3 separate regions of the Homo sapiens genome follow, and all the other regions are linked to region 1. A link is a loop called in an ENCODE intact Hi-C map of the cell type or tissue named here. Cell type or tissue: dorsolateral prefrontal cortex. All regions are shown on one strand. Region 1 has its middle 12 kb from the start of STMN1. Region 2 has its middle 17 kb from the start of PDIK1L. Region 3 has its middle 14 kb from the start of FAM110D.

What was found. Hi-C counts contacts between places; a loop is a spot of excess contacts. Peaks named below come from ENCODE experiments on the same cell type or tissue, not always from the same donor. Only the 100,000 strongest peaks of a DNase experiment are listed, where the experiment ranks them.
Region 2: it touches region 1 in a loop (2.2-fold over the local background); 4 of 110 quality-filtered maps call a loop at or near these places.
Region 3: a loop joins it to region 1, with 2.2 times the contacts of the local background. A loop is called at or near these places in 17 of 110 quality-filtered maps.

The regions. Positions count from the first base shown.
Region 1 is chr1:25,890,716-25,898,715 of GRCh38, forward strand. It overlaps a transcript of STMN1 not described here. Among named protein-coding and RNA genes, the nearest start is that of STMN1, 12 kb to the right of the region's middle. RefSeq lists enhancers at 1-395, 1-406, 407-910, 4,703-4,997, 4,916-4,965. In dorsolateral prefrontal cortex, CTCF peaks have their summits at 4,861 (motif pointing right) and 5,066; DNase peaks (open chromatin) are centred at 1,936 and 4,856; H3K4me3 peaks cover 2,415 bases; H3K27ac peaks cover 7,489 bases.
Region 2 is chr1:26,090,940-26,098,939 of GRCh38, forward strand. No RefSeq gene overlaps it. Among named protein-coding and RNA genes, the nearest start is that of PDIK1L, 17 kb to the right of the region's middle. RefSeq lists an enhancer at 2,423-7,313. In dorsolateral prefrontal cortex, no CTCF peak of the experiment used is centred here; a DNase peak (open chromatin) is centred at 3,949; H3K27ac peaks cover 2,310 bases; H3K27me3 peaks cover 1,345 bases.
Region 3 is chr1:26,140,941-26,148,940 of GRCh38, forward strand. No RefSeq gene overlaps it. Among named protein-coding and RNA genes, the nearest start is that of FAM110D, 14 kb to the right of the region's middle. In dorsolateral prefrontal cortex, CTCF peaks have their summits at 4,352 (motif pointing left) and 4,555; a DNase peak (open chromatin) is centred at 4,341; H3K4me3 peaks cover 373 bases.

The sequences.
Region 1 (8,000 bases):
CCGTAGGTCGGCCAGGGTCTACGGGACACACCCAGCAGCCCAGGAGATCCTGCTAGGCGAGCGTATCCAGGGACTGAGTCAGAGACCATTTGGAAAAAACTGGAAAGAAGAGGTGAGCACAGGCACTGCCATATTGAGCCCCATGAATTCAAGCCAGAATGGGACCCCCGCCATCTGGAAAATGGCATTGAGAGAGCAAGCAGCCTGCTGGCTCTGCCTCTAATTAGCAGTGGATGAGTGACCTGACCCTCTCTGAACCTCAGTTTCCTCATCTATAAAATGGGATAAAAAAGAATAGTATTTACTTCACAAGGTTGTTTTAAGGATTCAATCGGGGCCGGGCACAGCAGCTCATGTCTGTAATCCCAGCACTTTGGGAGGCCGAGGTGGCTGGATCACCTGAGGTCAGGAGTTCAAGACCAGCCTGACCAACATGGTGAAACCCCATCTCTACTAAAAATACAAAAATTTGCCGGGCATGGTGGCAGGCACCTGTAATCCCAGCTGCAGGAGGCTAAGGCAGGATAATTGCTTGAACCCAGGAGGCAGAGGTTGCAGTGAGCCGAGATCATGCCATTGCACTCCAGCTTGGGCAACAAGAGCAAAACTCCATCTTAAAAAAAAAAAAAAAATTCAGATGGATTATGTAAAATGCCTATACAATGCACGGCAAATTGTTTAAGAGCTCAAACAACTTCAGTCATGTAAGAGAAAGAAAAGAGAGGAGGGAGAAATGATGGAGCCAGGTGACACAAAAGCAGATGTCCCAGTCCCCTGGGGGCAGCCCAGTCAGATATGCTGGGAGTTTGGACCTCCTAGAAAAGACACAGAACTTTAAGGCATCTGAACTTTAGCTTCCCCTTCTCAAAATGGACTTCTGAGTTCTTCTGGTCCAACCCCTTCGTTTTACAAACGTTCTGCATCTTGGAAAGAAAGGCCAAAGACCCAGAGAGTTGGCAGAGGCAAGTACAGAGAGGCGGCCAGTGGGGACAGGGCTGTGGAGGTGGGCCAGTGCAGCAGGCTGTGAGCCCCCTGCTCTCCTCATTCTGGGGAAGAGGATCTGCCTTCATCTGCACCCCGCCACCCCCCACCACCAACACACACAATGAGGGGGAAATGGCAGGCTGGGGAGACCCATGAAGCTGGCAGGAGGAACACTGGGCAGGGAGGGGCCAGCCCTGTGCTGGGCATTTCAGCACTGGGCTCAATACTCATGCAGCCTGCGAGGGGGTCTCTGCAGTTTACAGATGAGGGTATGGGTGCCCAAGCCCCCTGAAAAGCTCTTAGAGCCAGAACCGGAATACTATTCTGTGTGACTCTAAAAATCTCTGCCCATTCTTATGCTCACTAAAGTCTGAGAAAAATTTAAAAATTAAAATTAAAAATAAATTAGGCCAGGTGCTGTGGCTCACGCCTGTAATCCCAGCACTTCGGGAGGCCGAGGTGGGCGAATCACCTGAGGTCGAGTTCGAGACTAGCCTGGCCAACATGGCAAAACCTCGTCTCTACTAAAAATACAAAAATTAGCTGGGCATGGTGGTGGGGTGCCTGCAATCCCAGCTACTTGGGAGGCTGAGGCAGAAGAATTGCTTAAACCCAGGAGGCGGAGGTTGCAGTGAGCCGAGATTGCGCCACTGCATTCCAGCCTGGGAGACAGAGCAAGACTTTTTTTTTTTTTTTTTTTTTTAAATAAAATCTCTGCCCTGCCTCTGCCTAGGAATTAAAAGGCCTGTATTTGAGACCATCACTACTACATCACTAACTGGTTGCAAGCTTGAACCAGTTCTTTCTCTCTTACCTCAGATTCCTTCTTTAAACAGGGAGGGTAGATGCCACCACGGCTGAGCCGCTGAGCCGCTGAGGGTCCCCTCCCAGCTGGAGCTGAGATTCTTGAGATTCTAAACAACCGCCTCCCTACACTGAGTCAGAAGGAAAGCCTGCTGGGCCTCTAAACCAAACGCCCCCGGGCCTCTCATCTAGCCTTCCTGGCCCGGGCACACGGGACAGCACTACCCCAGGCTTTGCAGTGCCTGGCTGGCCTCCCTTCAAGGGTGGTGCCCATCTGCCCAGTTTTCTAGCCCGGGTGGGAGCCTGGGCCTCAGCCAACACCATTCTCTGGGACCTAACTCCACTCCGTGATTTGGGGAAAAAAGCCAAGCAATGGACTCAATTAGGAGCCTCCAAACCATCAAGGCTTCCCCACAGGTTACCATTTAGGCCAGCGCTTCTCAAGCTCAATTTAAGAAAAAAATGTTTAATCTGCTGCTAACTTAATACTTCTGTAAAATTTTAAAAATATATACTATATAATACTAGTGGTTACACAATATTGTGAAAGCACTTACTGCTACTAAATTGTACGCTCAAAAATGGCTAAAATGGTACATTTATATTATCTATATTTTACTACAATTTGTTTAAATTGAAAAAAACGAAATGAAAAAGGTGAAATTCCAGCCTCAGCTTTGTTTTAATAACATTTGACAAGACCTTGTAAAATTGTTATAAAAGTTTCTAAATGCTTACTTTCAATTTCTGTACTTATCTCGCTGCAGACCAGTAAAAGTTTGTATGCTGGCAGCAATCCCCGAGCTATACTTTGATAGCACTGATCTGAGCTGCTAAGAGGGACTCTGGCTTTACAGGGCCTCTCAGGAGACCTTCTAAGAGCACAAGGTTCCTGTACCACGACTCCCTCCAGCAGGCATTTCTGGACACCAGGCTGGTCAACCCCAAGCAGCTCAGGGCAGGCACACTGCTCTGATGTATGGCTGACACCTACTTATGCCCCAGCTGTCCCCAAGGGCCTTGTTGATGTACAGTGGTTTTTATTTATTTTTTTGAGACACAGTCTTGTTCTTGTTGACCAGGCTGGACTGCGATGGTGTGAACTCGGCTCACTGCAACCTCCGCCTCCTAGGTTCAAGCCATTCTCTTGCCTCAGCCTCCCAAGCAGCTGGGATTACAGGCACCCGCCATCACGCCTGGCTAATTTTTGTATTTTTAGCAGAGACGGGGTTTCACCATGTTGGCCAAGCCGGTCTCAAACTCCTGACCTCAGGTGATCCGCCCACCTTGGCCTCCCAAAGTGCTGGGATGACAGGTGTGAGCCACTGCGCCTGGCCAATGTGTACTGTTATTAAAGTGTCCCTGTCAGTGGCCAGGAGAATGGTGATGTCCCTGATAACCACAGGGAGTCATGGGGTGGGGTAGCCTGGATTGGGGAGGTAAAAAGTAGAGAGGTGACTTCTTTGCTTCTATTCCCTAAACCAAACTTGACCCAAGCATTATCTCCTACAGGAATTCATCCTGGGCCTGCATCCTGAGGAGCCCCTATCTGTGTCCCACAGCAGAGGAGAGCACAGGTCTCCCTGTATTTGTATTGAATGGGTAACATGGTAAATTAGGAAGTGGTGCCTGTTCCTGGGAAGATGAGGGAATGTACTGTGTGCCTTGGTTGTAGGGTATGACTGGATTTCAGGCCCCACATCTCCTCAGTGGGATCTCCTGTGCAGGGTACAGTCTGCACACTGTGAGCAGGGGCTGTGATGGGTGCAGCTGCAGGCCCATCTCCACCAGGCTGTTGGGGACTGGAGAGATGGCAATGGTGTTTAGATGTTGCATCCTGAGGGGTCTCTGCCTAGGTGAGCAACAGAAACGCTGGCTTAAAAAAAAAAATCTAGGCCAGACACGATGGCCCATGCCTGTAATCGCAGCACTCTGGGAAGTTGAGGCTGGTGGATTGCTTGAGCTCAGGAGTTCGAGACCGGCCTGGGCAACATGGTGAAATCTTGTCTCTACAAAAAATACGAAAATTAGCCGGCCATTGTGGCATGCACCTATAGTCCAAGCTACTCTGGAAATTGAGGTTGGAGGATTGCTTGAGCCAAGGATGTTGAGGCTGCAGTGAGCTGTGTTTGCACCACTGCACTCCGGCCTGGGTGACAAAGAGAGAGACCCTGTCTGAAAAAAATTCTAGACACTGGGGCTCCAATTTTATTTTTTTATTTACTTTCATTTTTTAATTATTTAGAGACAGAATCTTGCTATGTCTCTAAATAAATAAGGCTGGTCTCTAACTCCTGGCCTCAAGTGATCCTCCCTCCTCGGCCTCCCAAAGTGCTGGGATTACAGGTGTGTACCACCACACCCAGCAACAGGCTGGCTCCAATTTTAGAAATTCTACCTCCAAAGGTCTGAGGGTCCTGAGTCTCATATTTTGAAAAAGTACCATGTGATCCTGATACCCAGCTGGTGTCTGGCCCATAGAGGTGCCAGCAAGTGTTTGGTGACTGGGCTTAGAGGTACAGTACATCTCTGGAAGGAGACACGGGAGACAGCTAGGTGACCTGGGAGGGAGGGAGATTCACTTTTATTATACGTCTTTTTTTTTTTTTTTTTTTTTGAGACACAGTATCGCTCTGTTGCCCAGACTGGAGTGCGGTGGCGTGATCTATGCTCACTGCAACCTCTACCTCCCGGGTTCATACCATTCTCCTGCCTCAGCCTCCCGAGTAGCTGGGACTACAGGCACCCGCCACCACGCCCGGCTAATCTTGTTTTTGTATTTTTAGTAGAGACGGGGTTTCACCGTGTTAGCCAGGATGGTCTCAATTTCCTGACCTCGTGATCTGCCCGCCTCGGTCTCCCAAAGTGCTGGGATTACAGGCTATTACACGTCCTTTTATACTGACTGGACTTTTGATCTAAAAAACAGTTTGGCTGACTTGGAGTGATGGAGTTACTAGTCTCTGTGTCAGGGACTGCAAATGCTGGGCCTCCAGCAGGGGCAGGGCGGATCCAGCGAAAGACAGAAGTGGGTGGGCCCAAGGGGATGGAGAGCTGCAGAACACAAGTCCCGCCTCAAGGGGGCAGCAACTGCCCAGAGTCCGCTGACGGCCGCTGGGTGGGACTGCAAGCCCAGGGTTGCCAGATCTGTCAGCTTTTTTCAAGATAAGCTTGAAATCAGATTTTCACATGGAATTGTCAGCTAATTCAACAATTTAAAACACAGCATGGGCTGAATGCAACATGCCTATGGTTCAACATTGGCTGCAGGCCACCAGTTTGTGCGTTCGGATCCAGGAGGATTCCATTAAGGATTGTGCACCTCAGAGCCATCTGCAAAGCTGGTGCAGACCCTTCATTTGCTTCTAGAAAATCGGGTTTACTCCACATGGGGTCCGCAAAGGATGAGGACAAAGCCAGTGCCCTGAGGTAGACCGTGGGAGTCACCCACCCACTCATCATTATTTAATCCAGCACATTAACCTCCCACCACGAGCCAGGAGATCCAGTGGTGAATGTGACAGGAGGAGTCCCTGTTTTCAGGGACCCTGTGTTCTAGCTGGGGAGACACTTGAATTAATGAGTAACACTTGTGATACATGAGGAGTTGCAGTACAGCATGGGGGTTAAAAGTCTGGGTTTGAGTCCTGACTCTACTGCTTGCTAGTTGTCATTTTAGGTAAATCCCCTAATCTAGGTCCAGTTGCCTTACTTCTCGCCTATGGAATGGCCATGATAACCTCATAGGGCTGTTCTGGGGATTCACTGAGACAATGCAAATAATTATTAGTTGCTGCTATTAAATAGAGAGCTGTGAGAGCAGGGAAGAGGGGAGGCTAGGCTTAGCATGGGGACTTCCCCATCCCAGTGAATACTGGGGCTTTCTGCCAGTGAGGGGAGCAGGAGGCCACAGGGATTGGAAGCTCCAGGCCCAGGAGAGGCTCAGTCCTTTTCTGCTGAGATGGCTGCTATGAGGTAGCTGGCTCATTTCCTGTCTGTTTTTTCTTCCTATGGATCCAATTTCAGCAGCCTACTTGTCTCAGTAGGATATGGTGCCCAAGGACTGGGCAGGTACTGCTCTGCTCTTGGCCACGATGGAAGCAGGCCAGGCCTTTCTAACTATGAACCAGAGCCCTTCCATGAAGCTGCTGCATTTTGGAGCTCATCAAACCCTACAACTAAGTTTTAAAAATCTAAGTGCATGTACGAAACAAGTCAGAAACCCTTTCCTACGCCCTTAAGTACAGAATACCAGCTTCTGCTGGCAGAGGCCTCAGCCACAGGGACATTTTGGACCTTCGTTTCACCTGGGCAAAAAGGGAGGAGGCAAGTGTCAAGAGACTTGGCTCACCAGCAATGTGTCTGGGTCCTTGGAGTTCAGCTCTGTGTCTATGACATGGTCTCTGATCTCAGGTGGTCTGCAATCCAACCCTGTAGAGAATCAGTCTTGGATTTGGAAGGGAACTTCTAGGGCATCTAAGTCCAACCTCCATCCAAAGGGGGAAGCTTTTCTATAAGAAACTTGGCCTTGCCAGGCGCGGTGGCTCATGCCTGTAATGCCAGCACTTTGGGAGGCTGAGGCAGGCAGATCATGAGGTCAAGAGTTCAAGACCAGCCTGGCCAACGTGGTGAAACCCTGTCTCTACTAAGAATACAAAAATTAGCCAGGCACGGTGGTGCACGCCTGTAATCCCAGCTACTTGGGAGGCTGAGGCAGGAGAATCGCTTGAACTGGGGAGGCGGAGGTTGCAGTGAGCCAAGATCGTGCCACTGCACTCCAGCCTGGGCAACAGAGCAAGACTGTCTCGAAAAAAAAAAAAAAAGAAAAGAAAAAATTTGGCCTTTATCTTCTGTATTCCTAAATGAACCACATTTAACAGTGATTCAAACAAATGAATTCGCAGTAAGGTAGCCAAACTGTCATCTGGGTGCACAGGTTTACCGGGACAGCTAAAACATCACTGAAAATCAGAATTCTCCACTGGGAGAATGATACAGAGTAGACAGGAGCACCTTTATAAAGGTGCTGGGGGTGGGGGATGAGACCTCACTCCAAGGCATGCAAGGATAAGAGGCCCTGCCTTTTTAAGGAGGTGGGAACGGCTGAATAGTAGGGCTTTCATTTGCTGAGACTTGTGAGCAGGTCTGAGGCAGAGGGGAATTGTTCCGGGCAACGAGGGGATGCTGAGCTGTCAGAGCAGCCCCCCTTCCTGTGCAGGGCTTAGAGCAGATCTGCCTGGGTAAGCTTCTCCTACTAGCTTAGGACCTTGGGTACGTTACTCTGCCTGTTCACTTCTCTATGGTGGAGAAAATGAACACGATGCCTGGACGTTAAGTGCTCAGTAAATAGTAGCACTGCCATTTTCCCAAGTGGAGTGATTTCTTTCTCCTCCAGCTTCCCAAGTTTAGAGCACATGTCCCAGTTCCTCAGTGCAGTGTCAGTCACATGGATTGCTCCAGAGCCCAGCAGGCCCTCCCACCTCATCCCTGTGCTGCCCCAACAGCCACCATGGCCACCGTAGCCTGAACGGCAGCCACTCTCCAGTCAACTCACCCTGCCTCCACTTTCTCTTCCTTAAAATGGTTTTGTTACTGACCACTGCAGCCCCCCACATTCAAAAGCCTTCAAAGAGCCTCCACTGCTTAGAATAAAAAAATGGGGAGGGGGCCTGCCTGGAGGGCCTGCCAAAGGCCATTAACTATGGCAGGTTCTCTGTGCACGTGGCAATCACAGGCTTACTAAGTGTTTAACAATTAAGTGCTTTATTGGGGTTTGGCTTGGAAGGTTCATCTGACTTCCAAAAGGACAAGCTCATGTCCTTTCTCCTCTCAAAGCTTCCCAGACCACAAAGCCCTCTGTGGTCACTCCTTTCACCAAAGCACTAAAGCACCCTGGTGAGTACAAGTATGTGGTCGAGAGCCTCACCCTCAGGTAAGTAAGCATTCTACAGCTCTCCTTCCCCTCACATGGGCACGTGATATGCTGGTCCCACCCCATCTTTTCTCCATCCCTAGCGCAAAGGCCAGTGTGGAGCACAATCTAGGTGCTTGTCAAATGTTAATTTAAGGGCCTCCTTCACGTCCTTCAAACCTCTCTCCACTGAGCCCAGTCAACCATAAGGCCCAAGTACAAAATCCTCAGGAAGGGACAAGCCTCATTTTCCATTCAAGACAAAAGGAATGGAGTCTGCTCCTTGGTGACAGCCCCAACT
Region 2 (8,000 bases), 200 kb after region 1:
TACTCAAAAGAGCTGAAAACTTATGTTCACACAAAAACTTACACAGGAATGTTTATAGCAGCTTTATTCATAATTGCCAAAACTTGGAAGCAACCAAGGTGTTCTTCAGCAGGTGAATGGATAAATAAACTGTGGTACATCCAGACAGTGGAATAGTACTCTGCACTAAAAAGAAACGAGCTAACAAGTGATGGAAAGACATAGAGGAAACTTAAATGCATATAATTAAGTGAAAGAAGACCATCTGAAAAGGCTGACATACTGTATGATTCCAACTATATGACATTCTGGAAAAGGTAAAACTATGGAGACAATTAAAAAATTAGTGATTGGCCAGGTGCGGTAGCTCACGTCTGTAATCCCAGCACTTTGGGAGGCCGAGGCAGATGGATTACTTGAGCTCAGGAGTTTAAGACCAGCCTGGCCAACATGTGAAACCCCATCTCTACTAAAAAATACAAAAATTAGCCAGGCATGGTGGCACACGCCTGTAATCCCAGCTACTCAGGAGGCTGAAGCAGGACAGTTGTTTGAACCCAGGAGGCAGAGGTTGCAGTGAGCCAAGATCATGCCACTGCACTCCAGCCTGGGCGACAGAGCGAGTGAGACTCTTATCTCAAAAAAAGAAAAAAAAAAAATTAGTGGTCAGTGGTAAGCAGGGAGGAAGGGATGAATTGGCAGAGCACAGAGGATTTTTATGGGAGTGAAATTAGTCTGTATGGTACTGAAGTGGTAAATACATGTCACTATACATTTGTCCAAACTCCAAGAATGTACAACACCGAGTGACCATTAATGTAAACTCTGGGTTGGGGTGATAGTGCTGTGTCCACATAGGTTTATCAATTGTAACAAAGGTACCGCTCTGATCACCTAAGGTCAGAAATTCAAGACCACACTGGCCACCGTGCAAAACGTTGTCTCTACTAAAAATACAAAATTTAGCCGGGCGTGGTGGTGGGTGTCTGTAATCCCAGCTACTTGGGAGGCTGAGACAGGAGAATCGCTTGAACCTGGGAGGGGGAGGTGGCAATGAGCCGAGATTGGGCTACTGCACTCCAGCCTGGGCGACAGAGCGAGACTGTCTCAAAAAACACAAAAACAAAAAAACCAAGGTACCGCTCTTGTGGGGGATGTTGATAGTCGGGGAGGCTGTGCATGTGTAGGGGCCAGGGCTCTATGGGGTATCTCTGTACCTTCCTCTCGATTTTGCTGTGAACCTAAAAACTGCTGTAAAAAATAAAGGGTATTACTTTTTTTAAATCAATTTTTAAAATATTTTTTCTTTGTTTTAAGAAAACAAAGAAGCATTGTCTGGTATAATTTGTTAGCTCAGGTGGAAGAATGAAAAATTCCTGGAAGATCTTTGTTCCTTAAGATCTGCCACGGCTTCCCTGGGGAAGAACAAAATGGGAAGTTGTGTGTAAAATGAGGAGTTGGGATACCAACACCCACTACTTCCCAGACACTTGCTGTACGCTAATCCCTGTGCTTTTAGGAATTATTTCATTTGTCCTTTCAACAGCCAAATGAAAATGTTCCTATTGCATGTGTAAACCGAGAAGAGTGTCTAAGACAGGTCTCCATCAGTTTAGAGGTTTATTTTCCCAACGTTGAGCTGGAGAGGAAGGAGGAAAGAAAAAAAAAGGGAGGGTAGAAAAAATGAGACAAGTCTGGTTACATTGTTCTGAGGCTTTGCTGAGCCCTCACTGAATCCACATGTTGCATGTGAAAAGGAGGGGGTAGAGGAACAGTCTGTATTCCGGCTGGGTGCGAGTGTAGTGGCTCATGCCTGTAATCCTAGCACTTTGGGAGGGCGAGATGGGCGGATCACCTGAGATCAGAGGTTCGGGACCAGCCTGGCCAACATGGTGAACCCTGTCTCTACTAAAAATACAAAAATTAGTGGGGCATGGTGGCGCATGCCTGTAATCCCAGCTACTCGGGAGGCTGAGGCAGGAGAATCACTTGAACCCGGGAGGTGCAGGTTGTAGTGAGCCGAGATCGCACCACCGCACTCCAGCCTGCGCAACAGAGTAAGACTCCATCTCAAAAACAAACAAACAAACAAACAAAAATTATGTATTCCTCTCATGCTCAACGTGCTCAGTAAATCTACACTTTACATAAGATAAACACACAGCAGAGGAAGAAGTCAAATACGCATTCCTCTGGGGTGGGCGGTGGGACTATTTCTAGTCTCCTCTTGTCCCATACCCATCAAGATAAGATGCTCATTTACATTGTCAGGGTGAGGGAGGTCACCTGGGGAGATACCTATTTAAGAAGAGAAGGAAAGGCAATTGTTTATGTGTGACTCAGTTTCCAAACTTAACTTTCCCTTTTGGCACCGTGAGTTGGGGGTCCCAAGATCTTATTTTCCTTTCATACATGGAAGGTGTAAAAAGTAAAGTAGAGGTTCCTCTTCAAAGACTTTCCTCCCCATCTAATTAGGAATAAATAGTAACTTCTCTTAGAAGCAAAATTTATTCAAAGACCTGTGCTAACATTCTTAAATATCTGCTAGCCATAATAAAGAAATCAATATACTTTATGTTCTTAGCTTCCACAATTTAGCCTAAATATTTGCCCTGGCATGCTTATACTGGTCCAAGCAAGCATTAGGTCATAGCCTGTTCCTCTTCCTTATTTAAAAGTGTTTTTACCTTTCTCAGCATTCCATAAGTTACTTCCTCCTTCCTTTGTTCCCCTCTACCTTTGCCTCTTTTAAAAAGTTGTAAGTCTCTAGCCAATAGGGACAAATACAGAATGTGAGGTCAGGTTCCAGCCAATGGAAACCGGACACAGCAGTAGGGTGGACGCATCAGGTTATAAATGACCCTGTCTCCTTTGTTCGGTGTACTCTCGTGGCAGAACTGCTGGAGAGTGTGAAGTAAAAATGGCCTTACTAAATAAATTAAATTTATGTCCAAGTGCTATTTCTTTACTGCACCGAGGAACAAACATTTCAAACAAAGGGTTCAAACTTAGTATTATTCCCAGTTAACCGCTGAGGAAACAGGCTGAAGGATGTAGATTTTCCCCATCACTCAGGTCTGCCTGAGTCCAGACGCTGTGTCTAAACCCCCAAGGCAGATGGGAGTCCTTTAAGCCCCCTTCCAGTTTTGAGGGTCCTCTGTTCCATGCCTGGATCTGTTCCTTCTGGGAGCGCTGCTCTTTTGGGCTTTGGATCCCTGGAAGGACAGTGCTGTGCCCGTAGGGGACTGAGGAGATGACAGCCTGGCGTTTGACTTCATGCAGGAATTTCACACCTTCCCAGACCTTAGAGTGCAGGTGGAGGGTGTCTGGCAGAGAAGGCGCCAAGTACTGCCTGCTGGGGCTGGGAAGGACTGCTCCCATGGCAAGGGAGGCCAGCGGCTCCTTCTCCTGCCCTGGCCACCTGTTTCCTAGCCCTCCCCTCCCCACCTCTCCACCTCGGAATGCTAAATGCAAAGCTGGTGGGCTGGCTGGGTATTAATAACTCGACTCTGACAGACTCTGACGTCTATGCTGATAAGAAAGGCGTTTCCTACTGGAGCCAAGGCATCTGCATGCCTTCTCAGCCATCTCTCCAACCCCTCAGTGCCCCTGAAGAGAATGAGGGTGGCAGGATAATAATAGTAACCATAGCTACCCTGTTTTGAGTGCTGTAAGGTGCCAGGCCACCGTGCCAAATGCGTCACCCACATTGTTGCATTCAATCCTACAGCCATCCCTTCAGGTACTTTTAGTATCTCCATTTCATATATGAAACAACTGAGGCTTGTGAGAGGTCAAGTAATTTGCCGCAGGACGCACAGCAAGTGAGCCGCAGAGAGAAACTCAAATCCTATCCTCCAGCAGAACCAAACCCTCGTCTTCTCCCCCCTAGTGGGTGGTGAGAGCCAGAGGGAGGCACGCTGCTCCGGCTGGCTGGTGCGCAAGGGAAGTTCTGTGCCTGGTTTCTTCAACTTCCAGGAACAGAGTGGACTAGGATGCGGCAGAGAGGGAGGGGACGAGCTTCCAGGAAGCCGCCTTTCCGGTGGATGAACAGCAAGATCAGGGCTGTTGGCCCAGGCCTCGTGATGGCCCCAGGGGGCAGGGGCAGGGCCAGCCTGGGAGAAGGGCCCTCCCCAGGCTTCTAAAGCGAGGAATCGGGTAACAGGAACATCTGTTTCTGCCCAGGGAAGGTGAGGTTGTGCTTGGAGCAGGCAGGGCCTTTCCACCTCTGCCCACCTCCTCTCCTCTGGTCCCTGGTTCTCCATCCATCGCTCCTCCCCTCCTTTCAGGTGCTTGACATTTGGAGTCTCCCAGGAAATAGGGAAAATCACAGCGGGAGGAGAGCAGAGCAGCCCATTTGTCCGAGGCTCTCAGTCACAGAGGCCTCAAATTTAGGCTTTGCACCTTGGCATCTGAGTGGCAGTGAGGCATAATGGTTAAGCCTGCAGCCCCTGGAGCAAGATTCCTGCTGGGCGGCCACCCTCCCAGGGCCGCCACTTAATGCTGCCTAACCTTGGGCAGGTTCCTTAACCTCTCTGTGCCTCAGTTTCTCTGTCTGTAAGATAGGGATAAATAACTACTTCATAAGATTTTTGCAAAAATGCAATGAGTTGATAAATGTAAAGTAGATATTTCTGTAAGTGTGAAGCCTGGCACAGAATAAGCACTCTCTCAGTGTTAGCTGCTGTTTCCAAATGAAGTTACATACAGAATCATGGATAGAATGGAGAGAAGGCATCCATCAAAGAAATTTTCAAAAACAGTCCCCTGGCCAGACGCGGTGGTTCATGCCTGTAATCCCAGCACTTTGGGAGGCCAAGGCAGGTGGATCACGAAGTCAGGAGATTGAGACCATCCTGGCTAACATGGTGAAACCCCATTTCTACTAAAAATACAAAAAAATTAGCCCGGAGCAGTGGCACATGCCTGTAATCCCAGCTACTCGGGAGGCTGAGGCAGGAGAATCGCTTGAACCTGGGAGGCGGTGGTTGCACTGAGCCAAGATCGCGCCACTGCACTCCAGCCTGGAGGACAGAGTGAGACTCCGTCTCAAAAAATAAATAAAATAAAATAAAATAAAATAAAATAAAATAAAATAAAATAAAAAACTGTCTCCTATACCTACACCACTCAGCACAACCACCAACCCCATTTCACTCTATTTCCTTTAGATTTTTTCCTGTTCATCATTTTTATAACATCGTAACCATCATACGCTTAAAAGTTGTAAAACTTTGGCTGGGCATGGTGGCTCACGCCTGTAATCTCAGCACTTTGGGAGGCTGAGGTGGGAGGATTACTTGAAACCAAGAGTTTGAGACCAGCCTGGCTAACATGACAAAACCCCCTCTCCACTACAAAAGTTAGCTGGGTGTGGTGGTACAAGCCTGTAATCCCAGCTACTTGGGAGGCTGAGGCAGGAGAATCACTTGAACCAGGGAGGCGGAGGTTGCAGTGAGCCAAGATTGCGCCATTGCACTCCAGCGTGGGTGACAGAGTGAGACTCTGCATCCAAAGAAAAAAATAAATAAAAAGAGTTGTGTAACTTTGGGACTTTTTTTTCATTTAACGTTTTATCCTAAGCATTTTCTATAATAATTCAGTAGGTTTTTGTTGAGGGTCTACTATGCACCAAGCATTGTTCTAAGCTCTGAGTATACAGCAGCCAACAGAACAAAGCCCTTTTTCTCCAGGAACAGAACAGACAAAGCCCTTCTCTCAAGGGCTTGGTGACATTTCCCGCTGGGCATTGATTGCTACATGGTCTTAGAACTCATTCTTTTAAACTGAGGCCTAATTTCATACAGTAGAGTGCACACATGTGAAATGTGAAGTTCAGTGAATGTTCATGTGTGTAGTCACCCATGTAACCACCACCCATCTCAAGATACAGAACATTTCCAGTGCTCCAGAAGATTTCCTCACCTTCCCAGTCAATAACTACTTTTCTTCCCCTCATGTAACCTTCTGGCTTCTATCAACATAGATTAGTTTCACCTGTTTAAGAACAAGATCCACTCTTTTGAGAATGTCCATTTTCTAATGGCTGCAGAATATTCTATCCTATGGATATGTTGTTGGACACGTTTTACTTTTAGTTTCTCACTGTTATCAATAACGCTACCTTGGGCCAGGCGCGATGGCTCACGCCTGTAATCCCAGCACTTTGGGAGGCTGAGGCAGATGAATCACCTGAGATCGGGAGTTTGAGACCAGCCTGGCTAACATGGTGAAACTCTGTCTCTACTAAAAATACAAAAAAAAAAAAAAAAAAAAGCCAGGCATGGTGGCACGCGCCTGTAATTCTAGCTATTCAGGAGGCTAAGGCAGGAGAATCGCTTGAATCTGGGAGGCGGAGGTTACAGCGAGCTGAGATCACGCCACTGCGCTCCAGCTTGAGCGGCAAAGCGGGACTCCATCTCAAAAATAATAATAATAATGCTACATTGAATGTCACATTTTAAATCACTTCCTTAGGCTATAGACTCTCAGAAGCAGGACTGACTACTGAAAGCGTCTTGGTAAATACCGACAGATTGCTTTCCTGAAAGAGTGTGTGGCACCCACAGTGAATGTAACTGGAGGGGCAAGCTATGGGTGCAGCGCATCCCTACAGTGTCCAGCTCAACTCAATTGTCTACCTCCCTATCCCTGTTTGAGCTTGAATACTCACATATAATACAGTGGTCTGGAAGGGTGTCTCCACGAGAAGTCTGAACGCCTTGAGAAAGATCCACAAGACTCTCTTGTTGAAGTTGCCATAATAGGGAGTTTGGGCCTCAACTTTACAATGTCAAAACTCTAACTTTTTGTTTACATTAAGAGAGGATCCACCCTTGGGCTAACAATAATGAACCAAAAGAGTCTGACTCAATCATAAAGCAGATAACAATCTGTGAGTTTATAAAGATAAATTTATCTGTCAAGTATGCAAGAATGTGAGTATATCAAAAGACTGGTGTGTCCTCCCCTTGTTAGAAAGCCACAGGGGAAGCCAAATGATCAACAGAAAATTTCTTGGTGTCTCAGTCTGAGTCAGAAAGCAGAGAAGGAAGCCCTGGAATGTGTAGAGAGGGCACCCTTATCTTCAGCTCAAAAGACCTCCTCAGCTCTGAGCCTATAAGGAGCAGTAAGTTTTCCTTAAGTTCAGCAGTTCCTTGGCTATTCCTCCTTCCCACCCCAAACTTCCAAACACCAGATCCTGTGCAATCTCCCACCTGCCCTTAAATCTATTTCTTCCCATCGCCTCATTCACAGCCTGGTCCAGACCACTATCATCTCTTGCCTAAACCTTTGCAATTCATCTCTCCTTGCCCTCTTGCCCACTCTTGATCCAGTCTCCATCTGCCAGCTAGAGTGATCTTTTTTTGTTTTTGTTTTTTGAGACTGAGTTTCACTCTATTGCCCAGGCTGGAGTGCAGTGGCACAATCTCGGCTCACTGCAATCTCCATCTCTCGGGTTCAAGTGATTCTCATGCCTCAGCCTCCTGAGTAGATGGAATTACAGGCATGTGCCACCATGCCTGACTAATTTTTGTACTTTTAGTAGAGACAGAGTTTCACCATGTTGGCCAGGCTGGTCTCAAACTCCTGACCTCAAATGATCTGTCTGCCTTGGCCTCCTAAAGTGCTGGAATTACAGGTGTGAGCCGCCTCACCCAGCCTAGAGTGATCTTTTAAACTGGACATATGAGCGTGTTTAAAGTCTCTACTTAGTTGAATGTGTTGGCTCATAACTACAATCCCAACACTTTGGGAGGCCAAGGCAGGAGGATCACTTGAGGCCAGGAGTTCAAGTTTAGCTTGGGCAACATAGCAAGACTATGTCTCCACATAAGTAAATAAACAAATAATTAGCTGGGTATGGTTGCATGCACCTGTGGTCTCAGCTACTTGGGAAGCTGAGATGGGAGGATCGCTTGAGCCCAGGAAGTCAAGGCTGCAGTGGACTGCGATCGTGTCACTGTACTACAGCCTGGGCAAAGAGCAAGACCCTACCTCAAAAAAAAATAAAAATAAAA
Region 3 (8,000 bases), 250 kb after region 1:
GCAGTTCCTGTCCTCCAAGGGCTAAGAACATTGGAGTATGAATACCAATGGCTGAAGGCTCTGTTGAGCCACTTAGCTTTACTCTTGAAACTTGGAGCCAGGCCAGGCGCGGTGGCTCACCTTGTAATCCCAGCACTTTGGAAGGCCGAGGTGGGCGGATCACGAGGTCAGGAGATGGAGACCACGGTGAAACCCCATCTCTACTAAAAATACAAAAAATTAGCTGGGCGTGGTGGCGGGTGCCTGTAGTCCCAGCTACTCGGAGAGGCTGAGGCAGGAGAATGGCATGAACCCGGGAGGCGGAGCTTGCAGTGAGCCGAGATCGTGCCACTGCACTCCAGCCTGGGCGACAGAGCGAGACTCCGTCTCAAAAAAAAAAAAAAAAAAAAACTTGGAGCCTATGTTTCTTCATCTGTAAAACAGGAATAATAATATCTACCTTCATGAGTTGCAAAAATTAAATTATGTTATTATTATAAATCATAATATGCACAAGCCATACTGTATGAAACTCAAATTAAAATGTGCAAAGACTATAAAATATCATAAAACAAATGTGAGTTATGACAATGAAATCTGTGTTTTAATATTTTCCCAGTAGCCGGGTGTGATGGTTCATGCCTGTAATCCCAGCACTTTGGAAGGCCGAGGCGGGCGGATCACCTGAGGTCAGGAGTTCAAGACCAGCCTGGTCAACATGGTGAAACTCAGTCTCTACTAAAAATACAAAAATTAGCCAGGTGTGGTGGCAGGCGCCTGTAATCACAGCTACTTGGGAGACTGCGGCAGGAGAATCGCTTGAACCCGGGAGGCAGAGGTTGCAGTGAGCCGAGATCGTGCCACTGCACTGCAACCTGGGGGACAAGAGTGAGACTTCGTCTCAAAAAAAAGAAAAAAATTTCCCAGTAATATGATGAATTAGATACCCGAGTGATCCTTCTGATGATAAAAAACTAAATTATTGTATAAAGTTTTTAATTTTTTTTATTATGTTGCTGAGCTGCATGAAAGTAAGAAATAAGCCCCAAAATGAAGTGAAACCAGGAACTATGGAAAAAGGAAAGTAAATACCAACATCGTGTTTAACCCTCAGGATGCCTGCCAAACCCCAGAGACCTTAACATCCTCCTTTCATGTTTGCATAGGATACCTGGGGGACAGGAGATAAATCCCAAGGCTTCTCCAAAATGGGAACTCTTAATAGGAGACCCCGGAGGGTCATAACTACAGTGTAAGAGCTAAGGTAAAATAAATCGGCTGGGCGTGGTGGCTCACGCTTGTAATCCCCGCACTTTGGGAGGCTGAGGCAGGCAGATTGCTTGAGCTTACAAGTTGGAGACCAGCCCGGGCAACATGATGAAACTCCTTCTCTCCAAAAACTATAAAAAATTAGCTGGGTGTGATGGCGTGTGTCCACCAGGAGGCTGAGGTGGGAGGATGGTTTGAGCCCAGGAGGCAGAGGTTGCAGTGCGCTAAGATCATGCCACTGCACTCCAGCCTGGGCAATAGAGCCAGACTTTGTCTCAGAAAATAAATAAATAAATAAATAAATAAATAAACCATAGCGCTCAGATGGGAGGTCCAATGAAATCTTCCTATATCAACTCTGGCCCTGGAAAGAGAAGAAAATAAAATCACCTTTAAGAATTCATAGCTTTTGGCTAGGCGCGGTGTCTCAAGCCTGCAATCCCAGTACTTTGGGAGGCCGAGGCGGGCGGATCATGAAGTCAGGAGATCAAGACCATCCTGGGTAACATAGCGAAACCCTGTCACTACTGAAAAAAAAACAAAAATTAGCTGGGTGTGGTGGCATGTGCCTGTAATCCCAGCTACTCGGGAGGCTGAGGCAAGAGAATCGCTTGAACCCGGGAGGCGGAGGTTGCGGTGAGCTGAGATTGTGTCACTGCACTCCAGCCTGGTGACAAAGCTAGACTCTGTCTCAAAAAAAAAAAAAAAAAAGAATTCATAACTTTTGGCTGGATGCAGTGGCTCATGCCTATAATCCCAGCACTTTGGGAGGCTGAGGCAGACGGATCACCTGAGTTCAGGAGTTCAAGACCAGCCTGGCCAACATGGTGAAACCCCACCTCTACCAAAAATACAAAAATTAGCCGGGAGTGATGGTGCACACCTGTAGTCCCAGCTACTTGGGAGGCTGAGGCAGGAGAATCGCTTGAACTCGGGAGGCAGAGTTTGCAGTGAACTGAGCTCACACCACTGCACTCCAGCCTGGGTGACAGAGCAAGACTCCATCTCAAAAAAAAAAAAAAAAAAAAAACTTCATAACTTTCCAAGAAACAAAGAGTTCATAACTTTCAAGCCAGCTCTCTCATGAAATCCCAAGTCAAATCATATTACTATGTAATCCTAAAATCCTCAGAGAATTTAAAATTTAAAGTGATATGAGTTGGTAGTACTAGCACATTATTGACAGAAATCATTTCAAATTGTCTCTGAAGAAACTCAACTTCAACACAAGTCTAAAATAATTCCCACAGATTTCCAAACAACATGAGCAGCTAGTGACAAAAAATAACTGAACACAAGATAATAAGGGACCATGAGAAAGAACAAGCAGGATTGGGAGGCGGTGGAAACAGACCTTCAAAGATATTGAAATTATCAGACAGAATAAAAGATAATCTTGCTTAATATGTTTAAGGAAATAGGCCAGGCATGTGGCTCACACCTGTAATCCTAGCACTTGGGCGGTTGAGGCGGGCAGATCATTTGAGCTCTGGAGTTCCAGACCAGCCTGGGCAACATGGCAAAACTCCGTCTCTACAACACATACAAAAATTAGCCGGGCATCATGGCACCCACCGGTAGTCTCAGCTACTTGGGGACCTGAGGCAGGAGGATAGCTTGGGCCCAAGAGGTGGAGGCTGCAGTGAGCCGAGATCACACCACTGCACTGTAGCCTACGTGACAAAGTGAGACCCTGTCTCATTAAAAAAAAAAAGAAAAGAAGGACAGAAAGAAAGAAAGGACTTGATACTATGTGTTAGCAAGTAAATTTCCAAAAGAACCAAATACAATTTCTGAAAATGAAAAAATTATGCTAACTGAAATGGAAAACTCAGTAAACAGACTCATCATTAGGTTAGAATTGTTGAGATAACCATTAAAAAAACCAGACCTAGAACCAATAACCTCCAAACTAACAGTGGGGAAAAAAATCAATGTTTAAAAAAGTGTTTTTTAGGCTGGGTACGGTGGCTCACACCTGTAATCCCAGCACTTTGGGAGGCCGAGGTGGGAGGATCACTTGAGGTCAGGAGTTTGAGACCAGCCAGGCCAACATGGTGAAACCCCGTATCTACTAAAAATACAAAAATTAGCCGGGCATGGTGGCACATGCCTGTAATCCCAGCTACTTGGGAGGCTGAGGCAGGAGAATCGCTTGAACCCAAGAGTCAGAGGTTGCAGTGAGCCGAAATCACGCCACTACACTCCAGCTTGGGCAACAAGAGTGAGACACCATCTTAAAAAAAAAGTAGTTTTTTTTTTAAGAGAAAGGGAAAGTACAGCAAATAGAATGTACATTACAAATGAGTGAAATAAATAAAAATATAGCAATATCTACAAGTGGGCTAAATTCTCCAAAGATAAAGGATGTCAGACTAAATAAAAGAATAAAATCCACTATTAATATGTTCTGTTTACAAAGACAAATCTAAAATATCAGGACATAGATTGGCAAAGTTTAGAAAAAGAAATACTTGGCAAAAAAAAATGAGGATGAAATAGCTATATTGAAGCTAAAAGCATCACTAGAGATAGTTTCTACCTAATGATAAAAGTTCCATTCATCAGAGAAAGAGATAATATTTCTAAACTGGCACACATTTAATTAACACTGCCTGTCAACACTTCACTGTCTTTATTACTGTAGAATTAAATAAGTGAACCCTTAACATCATCCTTGGCACATAGCAAGTGCTTAATAAATGTCAGTGATAGCAGCAGCAGGAACATACTCTGTGACTGGTGAAGCCATTTGACTTCTATGAGCCTTAGTTACCTCTTCTGAAAAGTGGCCATAATAATAAATTATTTTTTCAAGTTGCTTTGCAAACCAAATGAGAATAATGTATGTGAAGATGTTTCATACACTACAGAGAACAATATAAACGCAGAAATCGCTGCTCTTATCAGTTAACTGGTATTACAAGCAGCAGTGTCAAGGTAAGCAACCATCTGAGCAGTCCCCAGGTGAAACAGCAGCTCTGAGGATGTCCAGGTGTGCGCAGCAAGACCAGGCAGCGGGGCGGCCCCCTATGCTAGTGAAGCTCAGGAAGAGCCCGTGGGCGAAGTGGTATCAGGAAAGCTTCTTGGAGGGTGAAGCCCGCCCTCTGGTGGATAACCCTTGTTCAAACTCAATCAGACGAGCTTTCCAGAGGTCCTTGGGGAAACCGTTCCTCAATCTGAGTCTCACATCTCCCCAATCCCATGGTCTTGCTTTCTGCAGATCTTCTGGGGTAGGGTGGGATAATTTTGGAAACAAAATTATTGTGACCTGTGCCTCATGGTGCCAAGCTCACCTAAACTCAGAGTCCTTCCGTTAGGGGCAGTCTTTAAACGGTAAGCAATTTACCATAGGTCCCCACAGTGCACCACTAGCCAAGGCTTGGACTCCCATCTCCCAGTGACCTATCCTTTTTAGATCACTAGGAATGGCAAGCGTGGCCTCTCTAGCTCAACCGACCAGGCTCGAAGGTCTGGAGTGACTATTGTCCATCTGCGTGTCCTGCATTAAACTGGAATGGCCTGACCTTTACACCCCACCTCCTTCAATCACCAGATACAGGCTGCCCTAGGAAGGGTGGGAGCTTGGCTGAGTGGGCTCTCAGCCACTGAGGCAGACCCTGAAGGAGGTGACAGCGGCAGGCCATCTGCTAACTGCACCCCCTACTAGTGGGCAGCAGTGGACACCATTGAAAGCTGCTGTCTACAAGAACCCGCCCATACACACTGAAGGCGCAGCCCCTTCAGAATTCCTCTGGCCCTCTTCCCAAGAGGGAACTTAGTGGAGGAACGCCAGTGGGACGAACTACAGCCCCCACCACGGCAGTCCGTCCTGGGGCTGCAGGTGATGGCCCTCATCTCCCTCCTCCTCCATTGGTTCTAGACTCCCCTCACCCTCAGCTGCCACTTCTGCTGGCCTCAGTGGCTCACGTGGTGGTGGGATCCAGACCTTCATCCCCAAGAAGCCTGAGCCCCTGGTCATCACGCCCTTCTCAGGCCAGAGTTGCATGACCTGTCCATTTGCAGTTATAGTGGAACAAAGGAACACCAAGAAGCACCTGAGCAGATCACCCTGGATCCACAGGGATCCTTCTTGCCCCCACTGTATAAGAGCAGCCTTATTCCTATTTATAATCAGGGTGAAACACCTGTGCCAATGCCAAGACAGGGGTGCCAAGACCCTGCTTCTTTTTTTTTTTTTTTTTTTTAAGACGGAGTCTCCCTCTGTTGCCCAAGCTGGAGCGTAGTGGTGTGATCTCGGCTGACTGCAACCTCTGCCTCCTGGATTCTCATGCCTCAGCCCCCATGTAGCTGGGACCACAGGCGCGCGCCACCACACCCGACTAATTTTTGTATTTTTAGTAGAGACAAGGTTTCACCATGTTGGCCAGGCTAGTCTCGAACTCCTGAACTCAGGTGATCCATCCACCTCACCCTCCCAAAATGCTGGGATTACAGGCATGAGCCACTGTACCCAGCGACCCCTGTTCTTGATGGCTAGTCCTGGACACAAGCAGCTCAGAGCACCCAGGAGGTAGACACTGGTTATAATTTAATGCAGATCTGTTTTTCTTTTTCTTTCTTTTTTTTTGAGGGTAGGGGGATGGGGGTCTTACTATCTTGGCCAGGTTGGTCTTGAACTCCTGGCCTCAAGTGATCCTCCCACCTCGGCCTCCCAAAGTGCTGGGATTACAGGCATGAGCCACCATGCTCAGCCCTTCAATACATATCTTTTTGGGAAAAATGTGCCCCCTTGTAGGACCAGGACCTCTAACCCTGCAGAGCCCAGAGTTGCAGGGCTGGCAAGTACAAAGTCTCCCTCTGGGCCACTGGAGTAACAGTAAGTGGGGTCACTCTTCCTTCCACCCCTTGGTTCCTGTACTCCTTTTTTCTTCCTGTACATCTTTCTTCTTCTCCTTTTTTCTTCTCCTGTACTTCTTTTTACTCATCCAAGGAAGGGCCTGCTGCCCATCTGCAGGGAGAGTAGGCAGCTGACTGCCTATGGCCATCACCTCCCTCAGGGTCTGCCTCAGCTGCTGAGATCCGCCTTCCCCAAGGTCATGCTCTTCCCAGGGCAGACCACCTCTGGTGATTGAGGGAGATGAGAGTACCAAGTTCTGGCCTTTTGACCCAAAGTGGGACACTGATGGGCAATCCTCACTCCAAAGCATCGGCTGAGCAAAGACCTTTATCTTTTTGTTTTCTTTTTTTCTTCATTTTCTTAAAACAGAGATGGGGTCTTGCTACATTGTCCAGTCTGCTCTCAAGGTCCTGGGCTCAAGTGATCCTCCCACCTCGGCCCCCCAGAGTGCTGGGATTATAGGCATGAGCCACCGTGCCAGCCTGAACAAAGACCATGTAAACATGGCATTGGGTAAATACAAAAATTAGCTGGGTGTGGTGGTGCACACCTGTAATCCCAGCTACTTGGGAGGCTGAGGCAGGAGAATCACTTGAACCCGGGAGGTGGAGGTTGCAGTGAGCCGAGATTGCGCCACTGCACTCCAGCCTGGCTACAGAGCGAGACTCTCTTAAAAAAACAAGTCTTAAAGGAGGGGAAGGAGTCAGCAAAGCACGTAACTGAAGGAAAAGCATTCCTAGCAGAGTCCACAGGCCCCCAGGTGGAGCGTGGTTGTTGTGTTAGAGGAACAGACAAGGAAGACATGTGCATCTGGACAGGGAGGATGGCAGGCGGGGAGGGCAGGGAGCTCACAGGGCGTGGCCACGGGAAGCCTGCAGGCTGCTAAGGATTTGTCTTTATCTCGAGTGAAATGGGGAACCTTTTTCAGAGTTTTGAGCAGAGAAGTGACATGACTGATATATTTTTAAAGAATTGATCTAGAGTGGCATTGAGAATAGACTCTATGCAGGATGAGGTTAGAAAGAGAGAGACTTACTAGAGACTACCACAGCTGGGTGCGGTGGCTCACGCCTGTAATCCCAGCACTTTGGGAGGCCCAAAGCAGGTGGATCACTTGAGGTCAGAAGTTCGAGACCAGCCTGGCCAACACGATGAAACCTCACATCTACTAAAAATACAAATATTAGCTGGGTGTGGTGGTGGGTGCCTGTAGTTCCAGCTACTCAGGAGGCTGAGGCATGAGAATCACTTGAACTGGGAGGCGGAGGTCGCAGTGAGCCAAAATTGAACCACTGCACTCCAGCCCAGGTGACAGAGTGAGACTCCATCTCAACAAATAAAAATAAAATAATAGAGACGACTACAGTCCCAGGCAAGAGGGGACGGTGGCATGGACCAGGGCAGAAGGAGTGGAGCAGGAGAGAGTGCTCTAAATCTGGATGGATTTCAAAGATACAGCCTACAGATGCTGATGTATCAGATGTGGAATGAAAGAGAGAGAGACAGGTCAAAGGTTAGCCAAAAGGTTAGCCCTGGCCTGAGCAATTGGACAGGTGCTGAGTTAGGGAAGGTTTGAATGAGATGAGGAAGTCAGTGGCAGAACAGGTTTGTGAAAGAGCGAGGTTTTTCCGTAGTTTTGGACATGGGAATCTTGGGTTTCCAGATACTAGCATTACTTTAAGGCCAACATCTAGTACTTCCTAAATGGTCTGAATTGCCCCTTCCTTCTTCCTTGGGGGAAGTTTTACAGTACGTACATGTGGCAGTGCTGTGAGGTCCTTCTTTAAGGGACCTGGCCTCCTGTTCAATCAGAGCTTCAGGTCTGTGGACTGGCTGAGATCTGGAAATCAGCTGAGAGGCTGAGATGCTCCTTCATGACAATTCAAGTCAG